2 separate regions of the Homo sapiens genome follow, and region 2 is linked to region 1. A link is an interaction called in ENCODE POLR2A ChIA-PET data of the cell type or tissue named here. Cell type or tissue: HepG2. All regions are shown on one strand. Each heading gives the region's core, and the rest is flanking DNA. Links, peaks and the distances in the headings are about the cores only. Region 1 overlaps MARCHF2 (membrane associated ring-CH-type finger 2). Region 2 holds the start of LOC124904633 (a long non-coding RNA gene).

Evidence for each region. ChIA-PET counts read pairs that join two places held together with the same protein. Peaks named below come from ENCODE experiments on the same cell type or tissue, not always from the same donor. Only the 100,000 strongest peaks of a DNase experiment are listed, where the experiment ranks them.
Region 2: POLR2A ChIA-PET joins it to region 1 with 6 read pairs; 27 of 35 experiments call an interaction of 5 or more read pairs at or near these places.

What each region holds. Positions count from the first base shown.
Region 1 is chr19:8,421,600-8,425,978 of GRCh38, reverse strand. MARCHF2 (membrane associated ring-CH-type finger 2) reads right to left here. Exons shown (of 5, transcript NM_001005415.2): 2 at 3,963-4,190. The coding sequence starts at 4,138. Among named protein-coding and RNA genes, the nearest start is that of MARCHF2, 10 kb to the right of the region's middle. RefSeq lists an enhancer at 1,082-1,945. In HepG2, for the core only: no CTCF peak of the experiment used is centred there; DNase peaks (open chromatin) are centred at 1,898, 2,398 and 3,778; H3K4me3 peaks cover 1,403 bases.
Region 2 is chr19:8,523,890-8,528,268 of GRCh38, reverse strand. It overlaps MYO1F (myosin IF), which reads left to right. Exons shown (of 28, transcript NM_012335.4): 22 at 786-931; 23 at 1,334-1,480; 24 at 1,668-1,816; 25 at 2,707-2,790. It overlaps LOC124904633 (a long non-coding RNA gene), which reads right to left and starts at 1,824. Exons shown (of 3, transcript XR_007067131.1): 1 at 1,725-1,824. RefSeq lists an enhancer at 1,541-2,516 and a silencer at 2,557-2,636. In HepG2, for the core only: a CTCF peak has its summit at 2,778 (motif pointing left); DNase peaks (open chromatin) are centred at 1,868 and 2,488; H3K4me3 peaks cover 2,004 bases.

The DNA of each region.
Region 1 (4,379 bases), core at 308-4,307:
TGGGATTACAGGCGTGAGCCACCGCACCCGGCCCCCAATCCTCGACTCTTAATCCTCAAAGACCAGCTGGGTGAGGTGGCTCATTCCTGTAATCCCAGTACTTTGGGAGGCCAAGGCAGGAGGATCATGAGGTCAGGATTTCAAGACCAGCCTGGCCAACATGGTGAAACCCCGTCTCTACTAAAAATACAAAAATTAGCTGGGCGTGGTGGTAGGTGCCTGTAATCCCAGCTACTGGGGAGGCTGAGGCAGGAGTATCACTTCAGCCTGGAAGGCAGAGGTTACAGTGAGCCGAGATTACACCACTGCACTCCAGCCTGGGTGACAGAGTGAGGCTCCGTCTCAAAAAAAAAAAAAAATCCTCAAGGACTAGGGCAGAGCAGACAACACTCCTCATGACCTCAGGCCTCATACTGGACCAGTCAGAACACCAGGCCGGGAGCAGTAGCTCATGCTTGTAATTCTAGCACTTTGGAAGGCTGAAGCGGGAGGATCACTTGAGCCGAGGAGTTCAAGGCCAGTGTGGGCAACCTAGTGAGATCTCATCTCTATAAAAAAAAAATTTTCTTTTTTTTTTTTTGAGATGGAGTCTCGCTCTGTCATCAGGCTGGAGTGCAGTGGTGTGATATCAGCTCACTGCAACCTCCACCTCCCAGGTTCAAGCGATTATCCTGCCTCAGCCTCCCGAGTAGCCTCAGCCTCCCGAGTAGCTGAGACTACAGGCACATGCCACCATGCCCAGCTAATTTTTTTTTTTTCTGTATTTTAGTAGAGACGGGGTTTCACCGTGTTAGCCAGGATGGTCTCAATCTCCTGACCTCGTGATCTGCCCGCCTCAGCCTCCCAAAGTGCTGGGATTACAGGCGTGAGCCACCACGCCCGGTCCCAAAATTTTTTTTAAAGACTTATCTTGGCGTGGTGGTACATGTTGTGGTCCCAGCTACTTGGGAGGCTGAGGCAGGAGGATCACATGTGCCCAGGAGTTCAAAGCTCCAATGACCCATAATTGTACCACTATACTCCAGCTTGGACAACAGAGTGAGACCATTTGAAAAAAAGAAAAAGAAAATAGAACAGCACGCACCCCTGCTCATGCAACCAACTCAGGCTTGTATGATACCATCAGAGTCACCGATAATCTATTCCTAAAATTCTTTGTTTCCCCGTAAACTCCAGAACTGTCGGCCACAAGGCTGACAGAAGCCTGGAGCTCCTGCAGCTGCCTAGTCTGTGTGGAGCCTGTGAATGATGCCAGCACAGAGGAGAGCAGAGCCAAGAGACAGGGAAAGGTAGATTTTTTTTTTTCTTTTTTTTGAGACAGTGTTGCTCTGTCACCCAGGCTGGAGTGCAGTGGCGCGATCTCGGCTCACTGCAAGCTCGACCTCCCAGGTTCATGCCATTCTCCTGCCTCAGCCTCCAGAGTAGCTAGGACTACAGGCGCCGGCCACCACGCCCGGCTAATTTTTTGTATTTTTTGTAGAGACGGGGTTTCACCGTGTTAGCCAGGATGGTCTCGATCTCCTGACCTCGTGATCCACCCGCCTCGGCCTCCCAAAGTGCTGGGATTACAGGCGTGAGCCACTGCGCAAGGCCTGGGAAAGGTAGATTCTTAAGGACATCTTTGCGGGCCCCTGGATCTAATCACACCTGAAGCCCGTGCTACCTGAGAAACCTGTGCATCCAGAGAGAAGTGCTCACCTGCTCCTCTGCCCTTGTGAGGGGGAAATAGAAATAAAAAGCATCTGCAGAAAGCTGCCTCGGAAAAGTCTCCAGCCCTGGCCCAGTCTCTGGGGATGCCGGGTCCTTCCCAGGGCAGCTCAGGAGGCAGGGGGCGTGGCCCAGAGGCCAAACAGCCATGAGTCACTGTTTCCCAAACATTTCTGGCCAGAAGGCAGACTGTGAGGTCACACAAAGAAGAGCTATTTTCCAGACAACGCCAATTTCCTCTCAGAGAGACTGTATTTTTTTTTCTTTCTTTTTTTTTTTTTTTTTTGAGTCACCCAGGCTGGAGTGCAGTGGTGCAATCACAGCTCACTGCAGCCTCGGACTCCCTAGCTCGAGCGATCCTCCTGCCTCAGTCTCCCGAGTAGCTGGGACTACAGGTGGCACCACGCCACACAGCTAATATTTTTTAACTTTTTCTAGAGAGGGGGGTCTCACTATGTTGACCAGGCTGGTCTTGAGCTTCTGGGCTCAAGCGATCCTTCAGCCTTGGACTTCCAAAGTGCTGGGACTACAGGCATGAGCGACCACGCCTGCCTGGAAATGACTGTTTTCTATCCTTTTCTCAGATTCTCATGCTGCGGGGTGGAGTTGGGCGGCTTTAAAAAGAGCCCAACAGGCTGCTCATGGCTGCTTTCTCAACAGTCCTGTCCCTGGACTGCTATTTCCTCCTGCAATGGCAAAAGGGCATGCCTGCCTGCCTCCTTTCTGAACCCATACCCCGATCCCACCCTCCCCCAAGTACACACACAAACAAAGTTAACAAAAAAGGAACCCTTTGTCCGGAAACCAACCCAGGGAAACAGAAGTGACGAGAATCTTGAGGAAGAATCATGTCAGTTTGGAGCTTGTTCTGGGAAACTGTGAAAAAGTTTGGGAGAGCAAATTCAGAGAAGAGGCCAGGCACAGTGGTTCATGCCTGTAATCCCAACACTTTGGGAGGCCGAGGTGGGTGGGTCATCTGAGGTCAGGAGACCAGCCTGACTAACATGGTGAAACCCCGTCTCTACTAAAAAAATACAAAAATTAGTCGGGCATGGTCGGGGCGGGGGGGCTGTAATCCTAGCTACTTGGGAGGCTGAGGCAGGAGAATCGCTTGAACCCAGGAGGCAGAGGTTGCAGTGAGCTGAGATCATGCCACTGCACTCCAGCATGGGTGACAAAGTGAGACTCTGTCTCCAAAACAACAAAACAAAACAAAAAAACAAATTCAGAGAAGAGAGGAAAAAAAAAGCCTTAATATTTGTTGAGCACGGCCAGGCGCGGTGGCTCACGCCTGTAATCCCAGCACTTTGGGAGGCTGAGGTAGGTGGATTATGAGGTCAAGAGATCAAGATCAGCCTGGCCAACATGGTGAAACCCCATCTCTACCAAAAATACAAAAATTAGCTGGGTGTGGTGGCGCGTGCCTGTAGAACCAGGTACTCAGGAGGCTGAGGCAGGAGAATCGCTTGAATCCGGGAGGCGGAGGTTGCAGTGAGCCGAGATCACGCCACTGTACTCCAGCCTGAGTGACAAAGCAAGACTCTCTAAAAAAAAAAAAAAAAAAAAAAATTTAAAAAGAGGCTGGGCACGGTGGCTCACACTTATAATCCCAGCAGTTTGGGAGGCCGAGACGGGCAGATCACCTGAGGTCAGGAGTTTGAGACCAGCCTGGCCAACATGGCGAAACCCCGTCTCTGCTAGAAGTACAAAAACTAGCCAGGTGTGGTGACGGGTGCCTGTAATCCCAGCTACTCGGGTGGCTAAGGCAGGAAAATCACTTGAACCTGGGAGGCGGAGGTTTCAGTGAGCTGAGACTGCGCCACTGCACTCCAGCCTGGGCAACAAAATGAGACTCTGTTTCAAAAAAAAAAGAGAGATACAGTGGTGAAGTAATTTGTCCCAGGTCACTCTGGGAGAGAGAGAGGTGTCCACTCAGGGTCAGGGCCGAGGCACTGAGCCCACAGCCTGCACTCCTGACCGCCCCCTATACTGCCTCCCAAAAGTGTGTTACTTGACAACATTTGACCTTCAGATTTCACATAATAATCTGGAATTTCAGCTTTTCCTAAAGAATCAGACCCGGCCAAAGCTAGGCCTCTGTTTCCACAAGGCGATAACTGTTTGTGTCTCTTTCTCTATTTACCCACTTGGCCCTCTGTCAACGGTTGGACTTCTAACCCCAGGCTGGGAGAAACTCACTGCGCCCAGAGAGAAGAGGCAACAAAGGCCAGGATATCCACGCAGTCACCACTCACCTCGGTGTGTCCAAGGCACGGATGACGGTGGAGAGGAGCCGGCCATCCCTTGAAGTCACCTGTGCCACATACTGGGGCGGTCCGAGGCCCGTAGCCTCCACGACCTTGGAGAAGGCAGGGCTGCCGGAGCAGTCACACAGGGAGCCGGGGAGGTGGCAGCAGTCACCCGTCGTCATGGCCACCGGGAGCCCCGTATCCTCAGGGCCTGAGGCCCATGGTTCCAGGAGCCTGGGAACAGGCCAGTGCGGAGGTTAGGGGCAAGGTTAATGAGCCTGACGGACTAAGGTTTGAGTCCCCTCTTGTCAAGGCTGTAGGGACCACTAGACCATTTACATCTCTGAGCCTCAGTTTGCACCATCTGTAAAATGGGCCTCTGTAGGGCCAGTGAGGATTCAAGGAGACGATGCATGTAACTCA
Region 2 (4,379 bases), core at 258-4,257, 100 kb before region 1:
GCGTGTGCCACCGCGCCTGATCTGTTATTTTTTGTTTGTTTGTTTTTGAGACAGGGTCTTGCTCTGTCACCCAGGCTGGAGTGCAGTGGCAGGATCTCGGCTCACTGCAACCTCATCCTCCTGGGTTCAAGCGATTCTCCTGTCTCAGCCTCCTGAGTAGCTGGGACTACAGGTGCCCACCACCTCGCCCAGCTAATTTTTGTATTTTTAGTAGAGACGGGGTTTCACCATGTTGGTCAGCCTGGTTTCAAACTCCTGACCTCATGATCTGCCCGCCTCGGCCTCCCAAAATGCTGGGATTACAGGCGTGAGCCATGGCACCCAGCCCTCCTTCTGTTTCTTATATAACAACTCATGGCCAGGCGTGGTGGCGCACACCTGTAATCCCAACCCTTTGGGAGGCCAAGGAGGACAGTTTGCTTGAGATCAGGAGCTCAAGACCAGCCTGGGCAACAGGGCAAAACCCTGAATCTACAAAAAATACCAAAATTAGCTGGGCATGGTGGTGCGCACCTGTGGTCCCAGCTACTCAGGAGGCTGAGGCAGGTGGATCACTCAAGCCCAGGAGGGGGAGGTTGCAGTGAGCTATGATGGCACCACTGCACTCCAGCCTGAGCGACAGAGTGAGACCCTGTCTACAAAACAGACGACTCATACACCTTCACCTGGAGGGCTCCCACCTTCCTCACCTGACCTGCCAGCACCACCCCTCTGCCTGGGGTGGATCCTCTGTGGCCAGGCTGGCCAGGCTACAGGCATCAGCCTCTAATCCTGCATCCCCACAGCCCATCAAGCGGGACTTGATCCTGACGCCCAAGTGTGTGTATGTGATTGGGCGAGAGAAAGTGAAGAAGGGACCTGAGAAGGGCCAGGTGTGTGAAGTCTTGAAGAAGAAAGTGGACATCCAGGCTCTGCGGGGAGTCTCCCTCAGGTGAAGCCAGGTCCTTACCTGCCGCACAGTCACTCTCACCTGTCCCCTGGCTGCCCTCATTCTAGTGACCCCGTCTGTTACCCTGACAATCTTACCTGGTGCCATGCCTGTAGCCCTCTGTTGGCCCCACCTGTCATGTTCACCTGCCCCCTATGCTCATGATCCTTAGATGCCAAATCCTTCCGTCCTGCACCTTACCCTCTTACTAGACCTCACCTGGCCCTCTTCTGTAACCACCTCTTCCACTCCTTGCCACATCCCCCTTTTTCTCCTACCTGGTCACCGCTGACTTGGCCCTTAGCTGACCCTTCCCTAAATCCACCTTCAGCCACCTTCATCTGTCTCTCTCACCTGTCGCCCTCACCTGTGTCCCACCTGACGCTCTCACCCGCCCCTCCCCAGCACGCGACAGGACGACTTCTTCATCCTCCAAGAGGATGCCGCCGACAGCTTCCTGGAGAGCGTCTTCAAGACCGAGTTTGTCAGCCTTCTGTGCAAGCGCTTCGAGGAGGCGACGCGGAGGCCCCTGCCCCTCACCTTCAGCGACACGTACGGCCCCGCCAACCCCAGCACCATCTCGGGGTGGTCTCGGCGCGGCGCACCCTCTCCCGCCCCACCGACCCGGCCGAACTGCGCTTCGGCCCCGGCCGCGGCCCCGCCCCTGCCCCAACCAGCGAGAGTTGGGTGGGGCGGGGGACCTCAGCCAGCGCCCCCAAGCTTTCTTCTCTCCCCATAGACTACAGTTTCGGGTGAAGAAGGAGGGCTGGGGCGGTGGCGGCACCCGCAGCGTCACCTTCTCCCGCGGCTTCGGCGACTTGGCAGTGCTCAAGGTTGGCGGTCGGACCCTCACGGTCAGCGTGGGCGATGGGCTGCCCAAGAGCTCCAGTGAGTCTGCGCGGAACTAGGGCAGAGGGGGCGGGGCCAGCGAGGCTGGTTAAGAGTGGACGAAGGCCAGGAAGGGGAGTGTCTACAGAGAGAGAGAGAGAGACTTTTGAGTTTTGTGGTTTTTTTAAGACGGAGTCTCACTCTGTCGCCCAGGCTGGAGTGTTGTGGCACGATCTTGGCTCACCGCAACCTCCGCCACCCGGGTTCAAGCGATTGTCTTGCCTCAGCCTCCCGAGTAGCTGGGATTACAGGCGCCTGCCACCGCGCCCAGCTAATTTTTGTAGTTTTAGTAGAGACGGGGTTTCACCATCTTGGCCAGGCTGGTCTTGAACTCATTACCTCATGCTCCACCCGCCTCGGCCTCCCAAAGTGCTGGGATTACAGGCGTGAGCCACTGCGCCCGGCCAGAGAGACAGACTTTTAAACAAAGGCCGCAACCAATTAGTGGGCGTGAAATGTGGAGGAGGGACGTGGCCATGGAGGAAACCAATCAAAATAGTGGGGCGGGGCCAGCAGGCTGGACCAGAGAGGGCAACAGCAAGGAAGGGGCGGGTCTAGAGAGAGAGAAAGACTGTTAAGGAGAAGACATGACCAATGCGGGGGCGAGAAATGTAGAGGGGTGCGGCCAGAGCGGCAACCCTGGAACTGGGTAGTGATGAAGGAGTGACCTAAAGTGGGCGGGCCCAAAGAGCAAGGCCAGTGAGGTGTTGGGCCCTTGGGGGGCGAGGCCAATTAGTGGGCGGAGCCAGTGTAACTGTACCTAAGGGGCGGTGCTAATGGGAGAGCCTGAGGGGGCGGGGTGCGGCGGAGCCTCAGAATGGACTAGATTTGTGGGCGGGGCAAAGAGCGTGGTCTGTCTGTCATTCAACTCCCTGACACTCTTCTTTCAGAGCCTACGCGGAAGGGAATGGCCAAGGGAAAACCTCGGAGGTCGTCCCAAGCCCCTACCCGGGCGGCCCCTGCGCCCCCCAGAGGTGAGGAGCTGCGTCCCTTGCTATATTCCCTTGTCTGTTGTGGGTCCCATGGCCTAAGCCAGACCTTCAGCAAACGAAATCTAACAAACACAGTTTACCACTCACTTCTCTGTCCAGGACTCTCCGTAGCTCCACATCTCCCGCAGAATAAAGGCTAAACTTAGTTTGGCATTCAGAGCCCTTCAAAACCCAAACCCAGCTAACCACTGACATCTTCTCTCCTCCTACCCTACACTCCTGCCCTGTAAACTACATCTTTTTTTTTTTTTTTTTTTTTTTGAGATGGAGTCCAACTCTGTCTCCCAGGCTGGGGTGCAGTGGAGCGATCTCGGTTCACTGCAACCTTCACCTCCTGGATTCAAGCGATTCTCCTGCCTCAGCCTCCCGAGTAGCTGAGATTACAGGCACCCGCCACCACGCCCGGCTAATTTTTGTATCGTTTTAGTAGAGACAGGGTTTCACCACGTTGTTCAGGCTGGTCTCGAACTCCTGACCTCAGGTGACCCGCCCGTCTCGGCCTCCGAAAGTGCTGGGATTAACAAGCATGAGCTACGGCGCCTGGCCTCAAACTACATCTTATTTTCCCAATTCACAAAATTTATTCTTACCTCCAGGCCTTTGGGCCGTTTTCTCTGCTTCTCTCTCAAATTCCCATTCCATTCGTTGAGCTCTTATTTATCCACCAAGACGTACCCACAGAAGCTCTCCTACAGAGGATAGGAGGAGGGAAACTTGCCCCTGCAAAGCCACTCCTGGCCAGGCAAGATGGCTCACACCTGTAATCCAAGCACTCTTGGTAGGCCAAGGCAGGAGGATCACTTGAGTTCAAGATCAGCCTGGGCAACATAGCAAGATCCTGTCTCTACCAAAAATTCTTTCTTTTTTTTTTTTTTTTTGAGACAGTCTCGCTCTGTCACCCAGGCTGGAGTGCAGTGGCATGATCTTGGCTCACTGCAACATCCACCTCCTGGGTTCAAGCGATTCTCCTGCCTCAGCCCCCTGAGTAGCTGGGACTACAGGCGTGTGCTACCACGCCTAGATTTTTTTTTTTTTTTTTTTTTTGAGACAGAGTCTAGCCCTGTTGCCCAGGCTGGGGTGCAATGGTGCGGTCTCAGCGCACTGCAACTTTCCACCTTCTGGGTTCAAGAGATTCTCCTGCCTCAGCCTCCCCAGTAGCTGGGATTACAGGCATGCACCACCATGCCCAGCTAATTTTATCTTTAGTAGAGACAAGGTTTCACCATGTTGGCCAGACTGGTCTGGAACTCCTGACCTCGTGATCCACCCGCCTCGGCCTCCCAAACTGCTGGGATTACAGGTGTGAGCCACCGCGCCCGGCCTTTTTTTTTTTTTTTTTTTTGAGACGGTGTCTTGCTCTGTTGCCCAGGCTGGAGTGCAGTGGCGTGATCTTGGCTCACTGTAACCTCCACCTCCCAGGTTGAAGCAATTCTCCTGCCTCAGCCTCCCGAGTAGCTGGGACTACAGGCACACGCCATCATGCCTGGCTAATTTTTGTATTTTTAGTAGAGGCAGAGTTTCACTATGTTGGCCAGGCTTGTCTCAAACTCCAGACCTCGTGATCAGCCCAC